Regions from separate parts of the Mus musculus genome. Here region 2 is linked to region 1. A link is a loop called in an ENCODE intact Hi-C map of the cell type or tissue named here. Cell type or tissue: heart. All regions are shown on one strand. Each heading gives the region's core, and the rest is flanking DNA. Links, peaks and the distances in the headings are about the cores only.

Region 1 (2,901 bases), core at 198-2,697:
CGACTTCTCCTACCGCATGCTTCAACCACCATGATGTTCTCTGTCCAAGCACCTGAGGCCAGGCAACCATGGACGGATCCCTCTAAAACTGTGACCCTAAACAAATCTTTCCTCTTTTTTTTTTTAACAAAAGATTTATTTATTTTAATTTTCTGTGTATGGGTGTTAGCTGCATGTATGTCTATATGTGTAAAATGCCCACAGAGGCTAGAAGAGGGCACTGGTGTCTCTGGAACTGGAGTTATTAGTTGTCATGTTGTGCTGAGAATTGAACCAGGTCCTCTGGGAGAGCAGCAAGTCTTTCCAGCCCCCAGTATTATTATGCCTGCAGGCCAGAAGAGGGCACCAGATCTCATTATAGATAGTTTTGAGCTTGAACTCAGGACCTCTGGAAAAGCAGCCAGTGCTTTTAACCACAGAGCCATCTCTCCAGCCCAGTATTTCTTCTTTTAATTGATGTATATCAGACATTTTGTCATAGCAACCAGAAAAGTAATGAACCCAGCCAACAGCATACAGATCTCTCTGCGTCCGTCTTCCCCAAATCACCAATCAGCACTTGCCCATCCCTTGGCTCTGCTAGCACTTTTAGGGAACACCAGGGTGAGCCAGAAATGGACATCGTCCCTGTGACAATACCAAGAAGGCCAAAGCTACGCCGTGAATATCCAGGCAGGAGAACCTCCCAGGGGTGAAGAAATGCCTTTCTTCCACGGGCCTGGTGTGTGCAAGTATTATCATATACAAGTATGGAGCAGGATGTGGTGACAGGCATGGAGAGAGGCTGGACAGGAGCTTTCAAGGGGTGCTTTGTGGGCTAATGACAGGGCCAGGTGGAGGTGGCCCCGGGGGGGGGGGGAAGGGGGGTCCTGACTATTGGGTTAGGCAGGTATGTGGTACTTCCGTGCTTCTATTGTTTAACAAACGCTTCTCTCTCCTCTGTTGCTTTCCAGGTATAAAGTTCAGCATCAGGCCCCAGCAACCCCAGCATGTAAGTTCCAAGAATCCCATAAATCACAGATGCGAGGGGGGTGTGTTTGGAGAGGGTGAAAAGGACAATTCAGAGCTTATGGAGGATCCATTCATAGGAAGAAAAATGTGTTGGGTCCTTTTCAGGAGCCTTGGGAACAAAACCTGGGGCTTTGGCTTCATGAGTTTTCCTTCTCTGTTAGATGACTCCTTTGGACTGTACTAACAGACACAGTAAATCTGTGCCTGCTGCTTGCAGGCCACTAGCAGTGCCCCACCCCGTCCCACGATCGCGTCTAGCCAAGGTTCCTGGGGGGACTGCTCCACCTTGTGGTAGAAATTATATTTGCCGTTCAGGTCCCACATTTCTGCCATACTGTATGGACCCTAGCCACTTCTCTTCTTGTCCTAGGATAGCCACTTGAGGATATCCACAGAAAAGGGCACACGAGATTCACCCAGCGGGTCGCCAAGAGGCCTCCAGCTGCAAGCGCCTGACCAACCTCGACCTCACCCGAAGGCAGCGGGATCTCCTTTGCGCCTCCGGCAGCGCAGGCGGAGACTGCTCATCAAAAAGATGCCAGCCGCAGGGACTAACCAAGGCAACAACTCGTCCGAAACCTTTATCCAGCCGAGACCCCGCACCATGGACAGTCGTTGGGTCAGCCTGCACCAGACCCAACAGGAGCGCAAGCGTGTGATGCGAGAAGCCTGCGCTAAATACAGGGCCAGCAGCAGCCGCAGAGCTGTCACTCCCCGCCACGTCTCCCGCATCTTCGTGGAGGACCGCCACCGTGTACTGTACTGTGAAGTACCCAAGGCAGGCTGCTCCAACTGGAAGAGGGTGCTCATGGTGCTGGCAGGGTTAGCCTCATCCACGGCAGATATCCAACACAACACCGTCCACTATGGCAGCGCCCTTAAGCGCCTGGATACTTTTGACCGGCAGGGCATAGTGCACCGCCTCAGTACCTACACCAAGATGCTCTTTGTCCGGGAACCCTTTGAGCGGCTGGTCTCTGCTTTCCGAGACAAGTTTGAGCATCCTAACAGCTACTATCATCCTGTCTTTGGCAAGGCTATCCTGGCCCGGTACCGCGCCAACGCCTCGCGGGAGGCACTGCGGACTGGCTCCGGTGTGCAGTTCCCCGAGTTCGTCCAGTACCTGTTGGATGTCCACCGGCCCGTGGGCATGGACATCCACTGGGACCATGTTAGCCGGCTGTGCAGCCCCTGCCTCATCGACTATGACTTTGTGGGCAAGTTCGAGAGCATGGAAGACGATGCCAACTTCTTCCTGCGTCTCATCCATGCGCCCGGGAACCTGACTTTCCCGAGGTTCAAGGACAGGCACTCCGAGGAGGCGCGGACCACATCGAGAATCACCCATCAGTACTTCGCTCAGCTCTCCTCGCTGCAGCGACAGCGAACCTACGACTTCTACTACATGGATTACCTGATGTTCAACTACTCCAAACCTTTCTCGGACCTGTACTGAGGGCGGGGCCTGCTGGTCAGGGGCGGGGTCTGCCGGTCATGCCCACTCACCTGCGCATAGGCGGCCTCCGGGGACTGAGCTCTGAGGATGTGAGGCCTTGTGGCTGTGGCCCTAGGGTGGGCCACAGAGGCCCAGACAATGGACCTTGACCCTTGTCCCACACCCATTTCCTCATTGGGTTGGCTGAGTTTGAGACGGAGCACGACTCGGATGGATGCTTTAAGAACTCAGCTGAGCTATGCTGAGCTATGCTGTCCAGGGAAGCCTGAGACCCAGAAGAGGGCCCCAGCGTCGAGGGATGTCCTACATCCCCTTATCCTTTGCCTTGTACCAAACCACGTGGTTTGCTGCTTTTCTATGACCCAGGGTCATCTGAATAAAGCACATGGTTTTCAGAGCAGTGGTGTCTACTCCAGGCTGTGCTGTGAGCTCAT
Region 2 (2,901 bases), core at 258-2,757, 140 kb before region 1:
AAGGGATAAAAGGTAGCTGGGTGTTGTGTTACATGCCTGTAACCCAAGCACTTGGAGGCTGAGAAAGGAAGATCATGTGTTCATGGTTAGCCTGGGCTACACAGAGAGAACCTATCTCAAAAACAGAAACAAAACAAAAACAATGGAAGGGAAGGCTACCATATGCTTGACTGCCAACTCACTTGCCCTGAAGAGGATCCTTGGATACTCTGAGTTCACAGCAGTCATTAAAGAAGCCCAACTACCACTCAGGCCTTTCAAGCTTGCTAGTGTTAGAGGCTCCCTTGCCCTCCACATCTCTAGTGTTAGTATCTCTGCTCCTTATCAGGGCTGCCACACCCTTATCTGGTCACTCAAAGGCCACAGATCCACCTCAGTCTTTAGCTTCATCACCCATCTGGGATGGAGCTGGGTCAACCAACCAACCAATCAACCAACCAACCAGTCCACTCAGGGAGGGGAGAGGCCACAGCCACCGCTCTGTTTTACTGGAAGCTTCTTTTCAGTTTTGTTTTGTTTTGTTTTGTTTAATTTTATTCTGTATGTCCCTTCAAGACCAGGCTTGTTTACTGGTTGGCACCGCTGAGAATGGTTGCTAGATGCGCACCCAGCCTTCCCTTCTAGTGTCTGATTGCCCCCTGCAGGTCGGGGCTTCTCTTCTCTGGAAAAATCAAGATTTGAATCCACAGCCCTGGAACCGAGTCCCGGTTCTACACTTGTACTGTGTGGCTGTGGGTAGGAGGTTTCCCCACTCATTTATTCTGGGTTTGGAGGGAGGGGAGAGGTTGCTTGCTTCAGCCCTCAAGCTGGTGCCAGACCGACGCTTAAGGATGAAGTTCTTAAGTGAGAATCCGGCTCACTGGGCACTTGTGGTTAACTGAGACCCAGAAATTTAGTGGTGAGTGCCAACAAGAGACAGGCCTTGTCCAAATTCCACGCGTACTGTAGTCTGGGAACCTACCTGAATTTTTCTGCGCACCAATTCCTTTGCAAGCCCCGCGGCCGCTCAGCTTTGGGTCCAAGACCCTGCTTGCTAGCGCCTTCTCTTTTTCCCTAGGTCAGCGCAGGGTTACTCAGTGTCGCCACTGGGGCAGTGGCAGCTAAGAAGCTGCGGAGTGGAGTCAAGCGGCAGACCAGAGTCCAGCACTCGGGGATCCCCGAGCTGGGCGCAGCCCGCGCCAATACCGCCCCACCCCCCCGCTGCCTCCCGACCGCGCCCAGCGGCAGCTCCCACAGAGCGCGCGGCCAGTGGGGCTGCTGAAGCCGCAGAGCGCGCGTGGGCGTGGCGCCCGTGAGCTCCCGAGAGGGCTGAGCGATCGGGGAAGAGATTTCCCCCATCTCTGCCCTGCCACCGGGATCGCCTCTTTCCACCGTGGGGCGGGGCCCGGACTGGGGGCGGGGCGCCGGGCGGGCGCGGCGCTATTTCCAGCCTTGCCGGAGGCTTCGCTCGCACTTCGCTGGGAGCCTTCCCGGCGCGTGAGCCGGATCCGGTGGCACCGCGGGGAAGAGACAGGACCGGGCGGTGGCGGCAGAGACAGGGGGACGCACCCGGTGCAGAAGATCCAATAGGAGCACGCCGCCGCAACCTCTCCCGCGCGCTCCGGTCGCCGACTCTACGCCGATCGCCCACTCCCCGCACCTTGGACTACACCGGGAAAAAGACGCAGCCTGGCCCGAACTGGGGCGGAGATCCTTCTTGCTTCCCAAGAGCTCCGGAGGGAAGATTCTCCCGCCGCCGAGAACCCCGCCGGACTGGAGGAACCCGTGGCCTGGAGAGCGCTGGCTGTGCCAGGTAAGTGGCTGCGCCCTGTTCCCTCTCTATGTTGATAGTTCACCCGAAGGGTTGTCCCTGGAAATCCCAGGATGATGCCGGGACTGTTCTGAGCGCAAACCCCGCCACTAGACGTGGTTCAGAGTCCTAAGCTGCAGGTGCTGTTGGGGCATGCGGTGCTTGGGTCTGGCGATACTTTGGGGACCAGCCCCCGTGAGTGGGAACTTTAATTAGACTTTGGATTCTTGGTTTTCTCCGCGCCTGGGAACTGCCTCTCTCTCCTAGGGCTCGCCTCCAGGACCCTTCGCTCCTCTTCTTAACCCTGGATGCTGGGTGCGTGTAAGCTGCTTTGGGCGCTGAGCGACGAGTGCTCGAGGGCCGGGCTGGAGCGTCCAGAGCGCCGAGGCTTTGGTGTGCGCTTGGAACTGGGACTTAGAGGCCAGTTGGGGTGCGTAGGGCGAAAGGGGAAGTTACAAGCGACCTTGGCTCCCTACCAGGAGACGCAAGGTGTCCCCGCGCTCCATCGCGCGCATCTCCACCCCTCAACTCTCTAGGGCCCCGGCCTGTTTTGTGCTCCCGGCGAGTGTGCGTGCGTCAGCGATCGCAAGGAGGTGTGTGTATGCGTGTGTCCCCGAGTGCGGGAGTCGGAGCCTCAGGCGGCTGAGGGTAGGGGATGGTGAAATGATCTGCTTTACAGCGGGACCGAGCTCAGCCCTAGCTAGCGGCTGTTGCAACTTCAGCTGCTGCGTGGGGCTGTTTTGCTCATACTATGGCCTGGCCAGGAGAATGTACGTTCTCTGGTTTGGGCAGGGTCAGAGGTGGCGCTTGGGCATCAAGTGACCTCTCTCTATTTCCCGCGCAGTACTCCAAACCCTAACTTTAGTTGTATATCTTGTCTCTGGGCCCTTCGGCCCTCACCTGGGGTTGTAACAGTCGGGGAACTGTGCCCTGGATTTCGGACATACCGGTTGGATCTTGGAACAGTCTGTCCTGCAGCCATTTCGGCATCACCGGAGATGCATCTCTAAGCCGCCTCCCAGCAGGACCCTAAGCGTGATTGGTTCTAAGGGGAACAGGCTTCTGGGCTCTCTGTATCTATGGATGTAGCCAGGCAGCAGGCCAAGTGGGAG

What was found. A loop is a pair of places that touch in the nucleus more often than their neighbours do. Peaks named below come from ENCODE experiments on the same cell type or tissue, not always from the same donor. Only the 100,000 strongest peaks of a DNase experiment are listed, where the experiment ranks them.
Region 2: it touches region 1 in a loop (3-fold over the local background); 2 of 42 quality-filtered maps call a loop at or near these places.

Annotation. Positions count from the first base shown.
Region 1 is chr7:34,674,725-34,677,625 of GRCm38, reverse strand. It overlaps Chst8 (carbohydrate sulfotransferase 8), which reads left to right. Exons shown (of 4, transcript NM_175140.4): 3 at 954-991; 4 at 1,382-2,901. The coding sequence ends at 2,467. Among named protein-coding and RNA genes, the nearest start is that of Gm12781, 16 kb to the right of the region's middle. In heart, for the core only: CTCF peaks have their summits at 346 (motif pointing right) and 1,299 (motif pointing left); a DNase peak (open chromatin) is centred at 1,305; H3K4me3 peaks cover 1,075 bases; H3K27me3 peaks cover 1,790 bases.
Region 2 is chr7:34,811,237-34,814,137 of GRCm38, reverse strand. It overlaps Chst8 (carbohydrate sulfotransferase 8), which reads left to right and starts at 1,427. Exons shown (of 4, transcript NM_175140.4): 1 at 1,427-1,792. Gm38987 (a long non-coding RNA gene) reads right to left here and starts at 1,430. Exons shown (of 3, transcript XR_881950.3): 1 at 962-1,430. In heart, for the core only: no CTCF peak of the experiment used is centred there; a DNase peak (open chromatin) is centred at 1,417; H3K4me3 peaks cover 2,173 bases; H3K27ac peaks cover 861 bases; H3K27me3 peaks cover 2,053 bases.